Linked DNA regions of Mus musculus: region 1 is linked to region 2. A link is a contact called in ENCODE POLR2A ChIA-PET data. All regions are on one chromosome and are shown on one strand. The core of a region is the stretch at or near the end of the contact, and the rest is flanking DNA. Distances in the headings are between cores, read along the strand shown.

The links. ChIA-PET counts read pairs that join two places held with the same protein, here RNA polymerase II (POLR2A).
Region 1: POLR2A ChIA-PET joins it to region 2 with 16 read pairs in embryonic stem cell. The contact joins the promoter of Rpl36 here to the promoter of Uhrf1 in region 2. POLR2A ChIA-PET finds 5 or more read pairs at or near these places in 4 of 5 experiments (Patski and embryonic stem cell).

The regions. Positions count from the first base shown.
Region 1 is chr17:56,609,613-56,617,134 of GRCm38, forward strand. It overlaps Rpl36 (ribosomal protein L36), which reads left to right and starts at 3,783. Exons shown (of 4, transcript NM_018730.3): 1 at 3,783-3,836; 2 at 3,974-4,068; 3 at 4,295-4,429; 4 at 4,512-4,634. The coding sequence starts at 3,976. The coding sequence ends at 4,601. It overlaps Lonp1 (lon peptidase 1, mitochondrial), which reads right to left. Exons shown (of 18, transcript NM_028782.2): 11 at 6,747-6,834; 12 at 6,518-6,640; 13 at 6,314-6,430; 14 at 5,892-6,032; 15 at 5,638-5,803; 16 at 5,262-5,479; 17 at 5,024-5,188; 18 at 4,685-4,951. The coding sequence ends at 4,772. Micos13 (mitochondrial contact site and cristae organizing system subunit 13) reads right to left here and starts at 159. Exons shown (of 4, transcript NM_153152.4): 1 at 28-159. The coding sequence starts at 56.
Region 2 is chr17:56,298,935-56,305,741 of GRCm38, forward strand. Uhrf1 (ubiquitin-like, containing PHD and RING finger domains, 1) reads left to right here and starts at 4,403. Exons shown (of 17, transcript NM_010931.3): 1 at 4,403-4,627; 2 at 6,152-6,316. The coding sequence starts at 6,164. It overlaps Arrdc5 (arrestin domain containing 5), which reads right to left and starts at 1,352. Exons shown (of 3, transcript NM_029799.1): 1 at 1,057-1,352. The coding sequence starts at 1,309.

The sequences.
Region 1 (7,522 bases), core at 2,533-5,032, 310 kb after region 2:
TCAGGGCCTCCACGATTGTCCACGCACCTCATTAGCGACCACACTCGAGCCACCATGGTTAGTCTCTCGCTTCACTCGCCGCGCAAGGACAAGTAATTCGCCCGCCGCTTCCGGTTGGTGTCGCTGCTGAGACTCCTGGGAAATGTAGTGGTCGCTGTCAGCCGCAATGGAGTTAGACTCTTGTAGGTCGAGGTCCGTGGCTGCCGCAATTCTTTCTGGGAAATGTATTAGTTAGGCGGAAGACCAAAGAAGGGCTAGGCCGCGAAGGCTCCTGGGAAATGTAGTCTGGAGGCACGACAGAGACGAGCCCTCGGAAGACACTGGTCGGATTCCCCGCGCCCGCGCGGAGAATTGAGTGTCCCCCAGGTGAAGCAAGCCTAAGTGATGGTTACCACGGCAACGCGAGGGCTGGATTGTTCCAGAGAAGCAGGCCTTTGGTTCACGTGAGCGGTTAGGGGTGTGGCTCTAACCTAGGAAGCTTGGAGAGGCTACAGATGGCCTGTGAGATGGACGCTTGCCAAGGTTGTTGACTTGCCAAGGCCAAGGCGCTGGAGGATCCCTGCCGGGTAGAAGTCTTGGGGTCATGTGAGAACGGGTTGGCGGTGGGTGGTCCGGAGTACAAGGAGCCACACTGGGGTGCGAAGTGCCGCAGGAGGGGTTAGCGGCCAAGTGGACATCATGTAGATCCCTGTTCGGTTGCAAGGTGAGCTTGAGCAGATGTGCACCATGGATGCATGGATGCCTTGTAATTGTCTATGGAGACCTATTGTCCTAATTACTTCTCAGTTGTCCTGACAAAGCACCATGGCCAAGGCAACTCAATAGAAGGAAAAGTTTTCTGCTTCCAGTTTCAGAGGACCATGACCATCGTAACGCGGAGCATGACAGCAGGCAAACCGGGATGGCGCTGGAGCAGCAGCTGAGAGCTTACATTGTGGCTCATAAGCTGAAAGAGACTACAGGGTATTGTGTGGGCTTTTGAAACCTTAAAGTCCACACCACTGTCACCCCTGCCCCAAGAAAACTTATCTCCTAATCCTTGCCAAACAGTTCTACCAAATGGGGACCAAGCATTCAAATACATGAAACTGTAGGGGTCATTCCGATTCAACCATACACAAGACCCCCCCCACACACAACTTTATTTCTTTATTACTTATTTTTGTGTTGGGTTTGGTTTGGTTTGCCTTTGGTTGGTTATTGTTTGCTTGCTTGTTTTGAGGCAAGGTTTGTCTAACAGTCCTGGCTGTCCTGGAACTCACTTTGTGGCCCAGGCTGGCCTCGAACTCACAGCTCTGCCTGCATCTGCCTCTTAAGTGTTGGTATTAAAGTGTGTTCCACCATCACCCAGCTTTGTGGGTTTTTTTCTTTTTTAGACGGGGTCTTATTCTTTGTACGTGATTGGTCTGGAACTCATATGGACCAAAGCTGAATTCTCCTGCCTGGGCCTCCTCATTCCTGCTTTTACAGACATGTCCAGTGTCTATGGTGACATTTTCTCCTTTTCACCCAGAACTAAAATAAACCAACCCTCATGACTAAGAATGGGTGAGAGGAGCCTAGAACATGGCAAGGTAGCATGTGGCATTGCCAGTAGCGCTTAGACAGTGTATCTTTGGACCTAAGATTTGAAAGAAGTAAGTTTTAGGGAAGAGCGTCCAAGCAAGAACTCAGCCAGTGCACAGGCCCAGGACCTGGGACAAAGCTGAGCAGACTGGGCAGTTTGGACTGGCTCCTGGAGGACCCTTTAAGGGGCCCAGGGCTTTGTTTTCCCCCCACTCCCAGAATGACCAGAGTGAGTGGTCTGAGGAAGAAGGAAGGATGTTGGCAGCAGGACATCTTCATTATGTCCCACTAAGGCTCACACACGGAAGGCGAGCCTCCCTGTGTGTGGGTGCAGGGCTGGGATGGGGGTAGGAAGTGAGTGTGAGTGGGAGGGAAGAATGGGAGAACTTGAGAGCACTTTCTTCATCCAACTTCCTTATAACTTGTTCCAGACCTGAGGCTGTTTCTTCCCTGGCTAAATGTCAACAGGAATATACCTTTCAGTGTGTGCTTGTTAACAGAAACTGCAGTGATAGAGATACAGCAAAATACTCTGTGTACCTGCAAATATAGGGGGACATTGGAGGATGGCGCCCTGGGCATCAAGAAATACCTACTCCCCATGGGCCAGAGGCTTGCCTCTTGGATACTAGGCCCCGCCCTTGCCCTTCTTGGTCTCTGCCCTCAGCTCCCACTCAAGTTTAGCCTCCCTCCTGCATTCAAGTCCAGCCCCTGCTGTGTTCTACCACCCCACCCCACCCCCACCTTGGTTTGGACAGCAGGTCCTGCTCATTTCCCCTCCCTCTTGCGTAAAAGACCCCGCCCCTGCCCAGATTGGCTCCGCCCCCTCTCCTCCATTCCCTCTTTCTGTCTTAAGCTCCGCCCCTGCCCAGCTTTGCCTCGCCCCGGCTCCTGCTCAAGTTTCCTCTCCCTCCTGTGTTCTAGGACCTATTCCTACCTTCTTTGGACTCTTCTCAGGCCTGATCATCAGCACAGCCACCCTAGGGTACCAGAGTGGACCCTCTTGGCACGCAGGCTGAGGATCCCCACGAGGGCCTTAGCTCCATCCCAGGGTGATGCTACCCACAGGCCCCGCCTATCTGGGTTGGCCCCTCCCACTCTTATCCAAGTACTTGTGCTGCTGACGAGTTTTGCCCTCTGCTCCCTCCAGAGTACTGCATCCTGGTACATCCATGCCCTGCTTCGTAATGAGAGTTGGATTCTCTTATGTTCTCTACTGTTGGAATTCCTCAGGCTGACAGAGCGTGGAGTGTGGGAAGCTGAGGCAGGAGAGGAGGAGGCTCAAGTACAGCTCAGCTGCTGGAGCACTTGGGTGTTACACGCCTGTCATTATCAGGACAGCCTGGGCTGCACGAGACCATAGCTCACAGAAAAAAAGTGAGGAAGGAGAGGAGTGAGGGGGCACAGCCTGTGATTCTAGATAATTTGCAGCCCTCTCTACCCCAAGGCCTCCAGGGGACGCGAAACTCCTTCAACGAAACAGTTCATAAGGATCAGTCTATTGATCCGGACAGATTTGTTGTGACTGTTGTGACAGATCTATTGATCTGTTGGATCCGGAACCCTCCATGACGAAGGCAAACGGAGTTCTGTAAACTGACTTCTGACCTCTGCAAGTTTGTAGTGGCACATGCTCTCTCTCTTTCGAGACAGGGTTTCTCTGTGTAGCCCTGGCTGTCCTGGAACTCACTCTGTAGACCAGGCTGGCCTCGAACTCAGAAATTCGCCTGCCTCTGCCTCCCAAGTGCTGGATTAAAGGTGTGCGCCACCACGCCCGACACAAACAAAAAATTTTAAAAGCACTCTTTAAAGTCATTTTTAAAAAGATTTGTTTATTTAATTAGTTATTATGTATACAGCGGTCTCCCTGCATGTGTACCATCAGGCAAAATGAGGGCACCAGATCTCATTATAGATGGTTATTAGCCACCATGTGGTTAACTGAGAATTGAAATCAGGACCTCTGGAAGAGCAGACAGGGCTCTTAACCTCTGAGACATCTCTACAGAGCCCATTCCCCTCAAAAGCACTTTTATTGTCAGAGATTAAATTACTTCAACAGCTAACAACAGTGTGAGGCAGCATTCCAACTCCTAACCTAAGGGATGATTCCCAAGCCGAGGTCTCACGGGTGCCGTAGAACCTCCGGCCACCAGAGGTCGCCCGCAGCGCGCCTGTCTCTCTAGCCGGAAAGGCCTGCAAGTGGCATATATCCCAGGATTCTGCGCGGTGCCGTTCTTCCTGTCCCGGCCGCCATCGGAGAGCATCAGGTAAGTGGGCCTCGTCGGGGCTCATCTGCCCCCATCGGGCATCCCGGCCCCATGGGGAGTCCCTGCGGGCCGGCATGCGGGCGGGCGCGGGCCGAGGTACCGTGTCTCAGCCGCTGTCTTGTCCCCGCTGCCCACAGCCATGGCTCTGCGCTACCCCATGGCCGTGGGCCTCAACAAGGGCCACAAGGTGACGAAAAACGTCAGTAAGCCGAGACACAGCCGGCGACGCGGGGTGAGTGCTGGGGACGCGACCGCCTCGTCAGAGATGGGGACGGGGGTGAAGAAGTGAATATCGACACCTGCGTAGATTCTGTGTCGTTGGAATGGGAAGGTCTGAGTGGTTCGTGGGCCCGGTCGTTGATTGGGCGTCTGAGACTGGGAGTCGGTCGGTGGGCTGTTGCGTTCGGCCCCCTGTAAGGCCCATTTTGGGGTTCGTGACCTCGGGGCTGTGCTCGCAGCGCCTCACCAAACACACCAAGTTCGTGCGGGACATGATCCGGGAGGTGTGCGGCTTCGCACCCTACGAGCGGCGAGCCATGGAGTTGCTCAAAGTGTCCAAGGACAAGCGCGCACTCAAGTTCATCAAGAAGAGGGTAGGCAGCGTGCTGCACCGAGCACGGGTGGGGGTGTGGCTGGCTGCAGTGGCCCTGGGTGACATGCGACTACTCCTCGCAGGTGGGCACGCACATCCGCGCCAAGAGAAAGCGGGAGGAGCTGAGCAACGTGCTGGCAGCCATGAGGAAGGCGGCGGCCAAGAAGGATTGATGAACCCTCCCCCAATAAAAGATGGTTCCTACAGTTTTGTGTATGTGTGAGCTCACGGCGACACTGAGACTCAGGCTTAGGGCTTTTGGAAAGGTTTTCTTTATTCATGATTCTACAGCTGTGCTCGTGGCTCCGCCACACCATGATTTATTTAGTCCCAGGCCCCTGTGTCATCTCTCCACGGCCAGTGCCTCCCTGTGCTCTCGCCGGGGGAAGGCAATGGGGAATATGTCCCGATAGTGTTCCACGAAGTGAACTTCAAGGCCCTCTGTGATAAAAGGAGCTAAATCCGAGTAGTCCTTTCTGTTCTCAGCAGGCAGAATGATGCAGGTCACACCTGCACGCTTAGCCTGTGGAAAGATGTGTCAGCTGGGTGCTCTTCCACCCTGAGGTGGTCAGGGGTACAGGCGGCAGACACTCACCGCAATGGTCTTCTCCTTGATGCCACCCACAGGCAACACCTTGCCAGTGAGGGAGACCTCCCCAGTCATAGCCAGGTTCTGCAACACTGGCTGGCCCAGAGCCAGGGACAGCAGTGCAGTGACAATAGTACAGCCTGCGCTGGGACCATCCTTGGGGGTAGCACCCTGTGGGGAGAGGCAGTGGTGAGTTGCTGCGCTGATGGGTGCTATGGGGGGGGGGGGTGAATGATGGGCCTACCTCAGGCACATGCAGGTGGATGTGTGAGGTGACTAGGAAGTCATTTTCAGGGTCCTGCTCCATCAGGAAGGCACGAGCATAGGTGTAGGCTATGCGGGCACTCTCTTTCATCACATCTCCCAGCTGACCTGTCACCTCTAGGCTGCCATCCTTGTCCTCCTTGCTGCCACTAGGCTGGGGCCGCCTCAAAGATGTCTCCACAAACAATGTAGAGCCCCCTGGAAGGTGGAAAAGGCTAAATTTGTTCCTTACACTCCAATTCTGCACTTGAAGACTCCATAGCACTGGTAGCCTGCATTATCTATCCAGGCCCCGTCTTTATTTACATTTGTAGCAGCCAGCTGGCCAGGCAGAAAGATGTGGGTGCTATGCTCACCCATGGCAGTCCAGGCCAAACCCATGACCACGCCAGGAGGTGTGACTTCGTACATGCGCTCCACTGTGAACACAGGCTTCCCAACAAAGTCTTGTAGGTTCTCAGGTGTCACCTGTACTGTCTGGGCCTCCCCACTTACGATCTTGTATGCAGCCTTGCGCAGCACCTGAAGTGGGTGGGTGGGTGGGTGTAGGTGGGCATTTGCTAGGCAGAGGCATGCCCTGTGTAGTGGGTGGGCCCGTGGGCGGGCTTACCTTCTCCACCTGCTTCTGTAGGTTGCGCACACCACTCTCCCTGCAGTATTGCTTGATGAGCAGTGTGAGCACTGCTGCTGACAGCTGGGCCTTGCTCTCATCTAGGCCACACAGGGTGCGGGCCTGTGGCACCAGGTACCGCTGTGGGGAGCAGCTGTCAGCAATGCCTGTTGTCCTCACCCACCATGTTGTTCCTGGTGCCCTAGGGTCCTAATCTCCTCACCCACTGCACCAACCCAGCCCTCCCTTCTCAGAAGCACAGAGTAGAGAATCACAGCCCTGTCCTGAAGACGATAGGCCCCAAAGTGTCACCCTAGGCTGTGCTCACCTGAGATCTTTGCCCATCACCTGCCAGGCACTCAAGACTATTGTGAGAGCCAAGTCTGATCTGGTGCCCCTCCACCCCACAGAACCCCACATACCTCTGCGATGGCCAGCTTCTCCTGTGCTACATAGCCAGACACATTGATCATCTCCATGCGGTCCCTCAGTGGTTCTGGGATGGTGTCAATGACATTGGCCGTGCAGATGAATAGCACCTGGGTGACAAGGGGGGCACAGGATGCTGGAAGCTGGGTGTCCCCTCTCCCATAGCACTAGCACCTAGCCACATGAGTCACACTCACCTTGGACAGATCCACTGGCACATCCAGGTAGTGGTCCAGGAAGTTGGCATTCTGCTCAGGGTCCAGCAACTCCAGCAGTGCTGATGACGGGTCCCCTTGGTAGCCTCGGCCAATCTTGTCCACCTGAATTGGGAAAGGCAGGCGCCATAGGACAAACTATACCTGGCTCCAACACTACAGGATAAGCTGTGCAGTGAACTGTCCCTCCTGTCCCCAGAGCCTACCCCACCTCATCAATGAGCACTAGCGGGTTCTCTGTCTTGGTCTTCTTCAGACACTGGATGATCTTCCCAGGCATGGCCCCCACGTAGGTACGCCTGTGGGAGGCAACACTCAGTATGGGTCAGTGTGCTGATACCACCACATGGCCCACTTGGAAGCCGTTCTGACCTCACACAGGGTAGTTACCCAATGCTCTCCTTTAGCCAGCACTTGGCCACACAGTCTGCAGTTATGCCCACCTCACTTCCCTATGCACTGAGAGGTGGGGGTTGGCCTGGATGAATCTTCACAGGGGCATGGACCCACACTCAGGCTCAGTAGGGCAGACAGCAAGGGATGAACAAGGATGTCATCTAAGCTTGGGAACAGGTGCATGAGATGACAGGAAAGGTACAGAGAAGACAAGGCTGAAATAGGCCAGAGGGAACTGAATGGACAGTACAGGTACATGGGACAGGGACCAGGCAGCTAGGGGAGCAGTGAGACTCTGGTCCATGGTGCTGGGCAGGGTCTAGGGGAGTGGGAGCCATGGGAGCTCTGCTCTTTTGTTTCCCAAGCAGGATCTTAAGTAGTCCAGGTGGGCTAGCGCTCTAGAGCACGGTGTGTGTGGCCTGCCTAACCCTGAGTGCTGGGATGGTAAATGAGGCACTGTGAGGCTACCTGCTCTGACCAGGCCAGGCACTTCCTGTAGTGTTAGACTATAGGACTACCTTAGCAGCCGGCCTCTGTCTACAGAGCCTCTTTCCACACTGGGACCTGGAACAACCACAGGCCTATAATGAA
Region 2 (6,807 bases), core at 3,153-5,652:
GAACTCCCTGCGTAGGAAGACCTGCCCTTCTGATCCAACTCTCCTGTCTCTACCTCCAATGCTGAGTGACAGGTACGCCTGGCTTACATGGTGCTGGAGCTGGAACCTAGGGCTCTGTGCCATAGACTGGTCCCAAACTGTCAGGAATCCTACTGCCTCAGCCTCCAAAGTGCTACTGTTCCCAGGTATTAGATCTTTCAATGAAAAAAAAACCACTCCTGACACTTGGAATAAGACCCTTTCTTACAACCAAAACAAGAGGCTGGAGAGGCAGCTCAGCATTGAGGGCACTGGCTGCTCTCGAAGAGGACCTGGGTTCAGTTCCCAGCACCCACATGGCGGCTTCTCACAGCAGCTGTAACTCCAGTTTCTGAGCATCTGATGCATTTTTCTGACCTCCTTTGGCACCAGGCACACATATGGTACAGACAGACAGACACATAGACAAAATAGTCATGCATATAAAAATTAATATAACATATTAACAACAAAATGGGGGGTGCACAAACTTTTAACCCCAGCCCTCTGAGAGGCAGTTTGATCTGAGTTCGAGGCCAACCTGGGCTACAGAGAGGACAGCCAGGGCTACACAGAGAGACCATTTTAAAACAAAATACCAAAGTTGGAAATCCTTTGAACACCCACAACAACCCCATAACACAATCTGGGAGGGAGACAGCACTCCCAGGGCGCTCAGGGTGATGTAATGTCAGAGTTGTGCTGGCCGGATTGAGAACTTTTGTCCCTCATTCTCTGTCCTCCCCTTTTCTCCTGTGACCTTCAAGTCTCAATACCAGAGGGAGAAGTTTGTGTAAGCTAATAAAAATGCTGACTTAGAGGGCTTTCACCACCATTTGCAGACTGAATACAGTACTTCCCAGGGATCTTTGGAAGTTCATTTTGAATGTCCCTGTCCAGATTGGTTCTCAACTCTTCACATCGGTTATTATTTAACATAACTTCCCTCTGCCTATCTCTAACTCGCATGATATTCCTAAGAGATTGTTGATTGACCAGTAGATGGATTTACTTTCCCACCCCAGGCCGAATGCTTACCTTTTATTGGGAATGTTTTTGTTTTATGTACGTAATCTGCCTTATTATTGCAAATAACATCTCTACTATAATCACGGGTCTCTCCAATTTCTTCGTTCCACTCAACGTAACCCCTACCGACAAGCTCCACCTTCACGACGGGGTCCACGAGGGTACTGTTGAGGGTGAGGACCACCTGCCCGTCTATGATAGAGCCGGCCAGGTAGACCGCATCTTGGGGCAGCACTACCTCGATGGACTTCACCACAGACATGGGAGATTGGGCGGGGGAGACTCATCCTCCCCATCCCCCGAGTATCATCCAGATTCCCCTGGGTTCTGCAGCTGTGGTGTCCTCTGTGACATCGCTCCACCCAATGTTCCGGAAAGGGGACAGGTGCTCTGCTAGCCTGGGCCTTGAGCTTCTTCTGTATTCAAGGATGACCTGAATCCCTGGTCCTTTTCCCTCATCTCCAGGACCACCCACACCCCAGTCCTGATTCTAGCATACTAGGACATATAGCAAACCAGAACCCTCCAATCTGTGTTGCAGTAAATCTCCTCCCAAATATGCCCCGGCAATGAAAACTTCACTCAATTCGTATGAATACAAGTTGTGCGCCTAGATTGGACAGATCTACTGCTACACTACCATCTCCCACAGTTTATGAGACCCCTTAGAACTTGGGGTTTCTCCAGGCCATGTGCTTCTGCTCCACTTTTCTTCTTCTTCCTCCTCCTCTGCGTCCTCTCCCTCTTCCATTTTCTCCTTCTCTCTCCTACCTTCTGCTCTACCTCCCCTTTTTATCTGCCCAATTATCAGCTCTCCTTTATTTTACAAATTAAGGTGGGAAGCAGGTTTATAGGAAATCACCTGAGTGTTGACTAGTTCCTCCTTCTCAGCCACTCACAGGAGAACAGAATTAATGTCGAATATAATTAGCCCCAAGGTTATCCACAACAAACCTGGGCCTGGAGCTTCAGGCTTGTCACCACAGCAACTTAGGAGGCCAATGCAGGAAGCTCAAAACAGTTCGAGGCTGGCCTGGGCAACTTTGTGTGACCCTTAAAGTAAAAGAACTAGTATGCCTTTAATTCCAACACTGTGAGGCAGTAGGACTGCTAAGTTTGGGGTCAGCTGGGGTATATAGCGAGTTTCAGGACACTAAAGCCTAAACCAGATGTCCTGATGCTCCATGGCAGATCCTGTTCATTGTGGTCTGGGTCTTGTTCAATTGTTTTCATAAACAGTGACATCACGTCACCTTGTTTATTGTGTGTGCGGCCACATGCACATGAAAGTTGGAGCTCATAGAAGTCAGTTTTCTTCCACTGTGTGTGTCATGCCCGGTGATTGAGCCAGGTTTTCAGTCTTGGTTGCAAGCACCTTTACCAGTGAAGCTTTTTTTTTTTTTTTTTTTTTTTTTTTCTTTTTTGAGACAGGGTTTCTCTGTGTAGTCCTGACTGTCCTGGAACTCATTCTGTAGACCAGGCTGGCCTCAAACTCAGAAATCTGCCTGCCTCTGCCTCCCAAGTGCTGGGATTAAAGGTGTGCGCCACCAATGCCAGGCTCACCCTGACTTTTTTTTTTTTTTTTTTTTTAAGATTTATTTATTTATTATATGTAAGTACACTATGTAGTTGTCTTCAGACACTCCAGAAGAGGGAGTCAGATCTCGTGATCGGATGGTTGTGAGCCACCATGTGGTTGCTGGGATTTGAACTCCTGACCTTCGGAAGAGCAGTCGGGTGCTCTTACCCACTGAGCCATCTCACCAGCCCCACTGACTTTTTTTTTTAATATTTATTTTATGTTTATATGAGTATACTGTTGCTGTCTTCAGATACACCAGAAGAGGGCATTAGACCCAATTACAGATGGTTGTGAGCCACCATGTGGTTGCTGGGAATTGAACTCATGACCTTTGGAAGAGGAGCCAGTGCTCTTAACTGCTGAGCCATCTCTCCAGCCCCTCGCCTTGACCTTTAATGTTAATTATCTTTGTTACATGCATTTTTTTGAGATGGTCTTTGTAGCCCATGCTAGGGATGGATTTCGACCCCTGATCCTCCTGGCTTTACTTTCCAAGTGCCTGAGTGCCAGGAGGGTGTCAGGAGGCTAATGACCATCTGGGAAATCTTTCCTTACCATTAGAAATCCCTGTTTTCCCAGCTCTTGGAGGTGAGAGGTGAGGGCCTGGAGACCTTTGGGGCTCACGGAAAGATACTTGAAACATCTTTGGAGGGACAACTTCTACCGAGCCCCACAAATGGTCTGGGGTTAGTGCAATACCTGTTAGCCCAGAACTAGCAAGATGGAGGCAAGAGGCTCTGGAGTTCTAAGTCATCTTCAGCTACAGAGCAAGTTGAAGGCTAGCCTGGGCTATGTGAGACTCTTTTAAAAAACAAACACAGTTAAACAAAAATTGGAAGTCTTTCTGCTAAGGACCTTTAAAACCAACGTCCTTCACTCGGCCTCTGATGCCTTACTTGTTCCAGTCCAGGTGCCTCCTCCTGCCTTCCCCTCTAAGCCTTCTTTATACCTCATGTGTCCTTGGCTTCCTCAGCCGGAAGTGCCTCTGTCCCAGCCCCCACGTGGCCACTGGTCACTTCTGACCTCATGACTTGTGGATGTACCTGGAATTGTCCTCTATGTTCATTATTTTCTTCTCCACTGTTTTCTAGGTCAGGATTTGCTTTCCCAGAGATGGCAAATGCTGGAGGGGAGGGTGTGCCTCACAAGCAGTTGGGCCCCCTAACTCTGGTTTCTCTATCCACTAGTTATTGCACAGATGCCCAGCGCGCGCCAAGTGTCCGCCAAGAATGGTTAGAACAGAGCAGGCCGCCGGGGTGGAGGGGGCAGGGAGGCCCTGCACGCCTGGACAGCTTGCTGACCGGCAGGGTGGGGGTGGGGAAACCAGGCAGGAAAAGAAGCCCTGCGGATGGGTAGCATGAGAGACCATCTGTAGTGTTCTGTTACTCAATGAGCTCAGACCTGACATGGGGTGCAGGGTATCTGGTGGGGAGGCACCCCTCAAGTTCCCCTAGGGGATATGAATATAGATTCAGGGTTGCTTAGATTAAGAGGTCAAAGTTTGTCCAGCTCAGAAGGAATAGACATGTAGTGTGGTCAGAAGTCTCGGGGTGGTGGTGGTGTCCCTTTCTCCTCTCCCAGGAATGCTATGAGGTTTACATGGTGGGGGAACTGGGCCTTCTTGGTAAAGTGAGCATAGCCGGCAGGGAAAGTCCATGGCCCGTTGGGCGGAGCCGGGGGTGGGGTAGATCCTTAGTCATGCGGACGCCCCACTTGCTTTCTCGCTTCCCGCCACAGCGCCAGCCAATCAGGAATCAAGAGCCCTCCCCACCCAATTGGGGTGGAAGTCTCCCGCAGCAGCCTGTGCACACTAATAAAAACGCCCTGAGTTTTCGCGGGAAAAAAAGTCCTAGCAGCTGGAAGGAACCCGCGCTCTAGTGCTCACTTGGGTCTTCAGCCACTCACGCGGCTCCCTTCTGGGTCACCCAGCCGCAGAGCCCTAGCCTAGAACCAGGCGTTCCAAGGGAGAGGAGAGTGCGGATCGCCGCCGTGAGAGAGGTGAGTGGAAGAGCGCGTTCTATGCACACAGTGGCACGCGGGGCACCACGCAAAACTGAAAGGAACCCTTCTCACACAAGGCTGCGGGGGCTTGCTTCAGGGGATCCGATGGGTGTCTTCTACGCTTAGCCCTCTTACTGGTCAGGCGCACTACGTTGACGGCCCGGGTCGTGGGGGGGAGCTTTGCAAAACTTTCCCGCGCGTGGGGTGAGATCTGCAGAGGGCCATTGCCCACGCGTGGGTTCCACACCTCTTGTAAGAGGAATCCGAGTTGTGTCCTCCACGCTGAGCCTCCCTCTCCGGCCCTGTGCACACGGTTAGACCCGAAAACTTGGCATAAGTTTCCCGCGCGTGGCTCGGGGCATTGCACAGCCACTGCGCATGCGTGCTTCTGCATCCGTTGAGGGGCAACTTGAGAGGAATCCTCCACGCTGCACCTGGTTTTTCACTCTCCTGGGTGCCGCTAAAGTTCGCGGGAAACGCGTGGGGTCCGGCGGGGAAGTGCACGCGGCTCCACGCCTAAGAGCGGACACTCCCCGAGATTCAATTGTCGCGCCCGAGTCGGGTTTCGCGCGCCCAGGCGTCTCCGAGGTCATCTAGGCCAATCGCATGCGAGGAGGGCGGGGCACGTAGCCCGGGAGGAGCCAATCAGCAGCGAGCTCTCCGGGAAGGGCGGAACTTAAACGGCGGGGCTCCAGGGGTCTGGCCTGGGCGGCGGCGGCGGATGTGGGCGTGGGCTCTGTGCCTCCCGGGTCTTTAAAGCGCCTTTCCGGGAGGCCAGGGTCTGTGTCCCGAGGGGAAGTTAGGGCAGCCAGCTGTGGGTGGGGTTCAGGTGAGTTTGTGGCCACAAGCGCGCGCTAACGGGTGGCCCGGCCCGGACTGCCGGTTGCCATGGCCACGGCGGGGGGGTGTCTTGCTCTAAGTACGCGCGCGGGAGGCACGGGTCTGGAACTTTGGGGGAGTCCTGAGTGGTGTGTGTGTGTGTGTGTGTGTGTGTGCGTGCGCGGGGGCCCCTGCCTTCTGTGACCGAGTTCTCCCTCCTGGGACTTGAGAGGTTCCAGTCCGCTTCGGAGTTGGCGAGTTCCAGTTACTGGGACTTAAGACTACGTGGAATGAATGAATGAATGAATGAATGAATGAATGAATGAGTAGCTGCTGGCACTTTTCAGCCCGACCAGGGTCTTTATCCCGCCATGGACATTTTTTCCCTCTTCCCTCATTGGAAGCGTGGTGGATGGATGTTCTTGGATCACCCAGAGTGTTTTGGCAATTCACATTCAAGTGTCCCCACTCGCCGGTTATTAAAACTTTTAAGTGCCTAATTTATGCCACCTGGTCCTCCCAGGGTGGGGTCTTGCCCTATGTAGGAGGCCAGGACTACAGGAGATTGATCGTGGGAGTTGCTTCCTTTGCTCAATCCGATGTAACGGGGCGAGGGTACTCTACTTCCCCTCCTCCTTCCTGGCAGGCCCCACTGACTGGAGGGGGGGGTCTCCCTCTGTCTCCCTCTCTCTCTCTCTCCAGTACATCGGCATCATGTGGATCCAGGTTCGAACTATGGATGGGAAGGAGACCCACACCGTGAACTCTCTGTCCAGGTTGACCAAGGTGCAGGAGCTGAGGAAAAAGATTGAGGAAGTGTTTCACGTGGAACCCCAACTACAGAGACTCTTTTATAGGGGCAAACAGGTAAGGGGGCCACTGGCGCCTTTCCATTCATCCACCCTCTGAGCTTTGTTCCAAGCACCCTGCTTCTCAAAGCCACCAAGCAATAGGCCCGCGCCCCCCCTCAAGTCGCCAGTCAGTTCCCGCCCCCCTCCTGGAAGGAGATGCCTCAGCTGCTGGGGAGGAGGAGGGGGCGAACAAAGGCAGGCCTCCTCAGCAGCTGGCCAGCTGGCCTCGTGCTTTGAAGCCTGGTACTCTTTATTATCTTTTAAACTCTCTCCTAAACGTTATCTTTCTTGAGATAGTTTGAAGTGGCCATAGAGGGCCCCAAGGTAGTTTCTGCTTGGAATGTGTTTAACAGTCTTCACGTGTCGGCAGTAAGAGGGGACCAGGTTTTACTTTTGAGATCCACCCTGATTGCCTGCAGCTTGTTTCCATAAGACAGCAACACACACACCCCTCCCCCGAGGATCCATTTGATTAGTCTAGGCTTGTGGGGAAAATGGGGCCAGTGG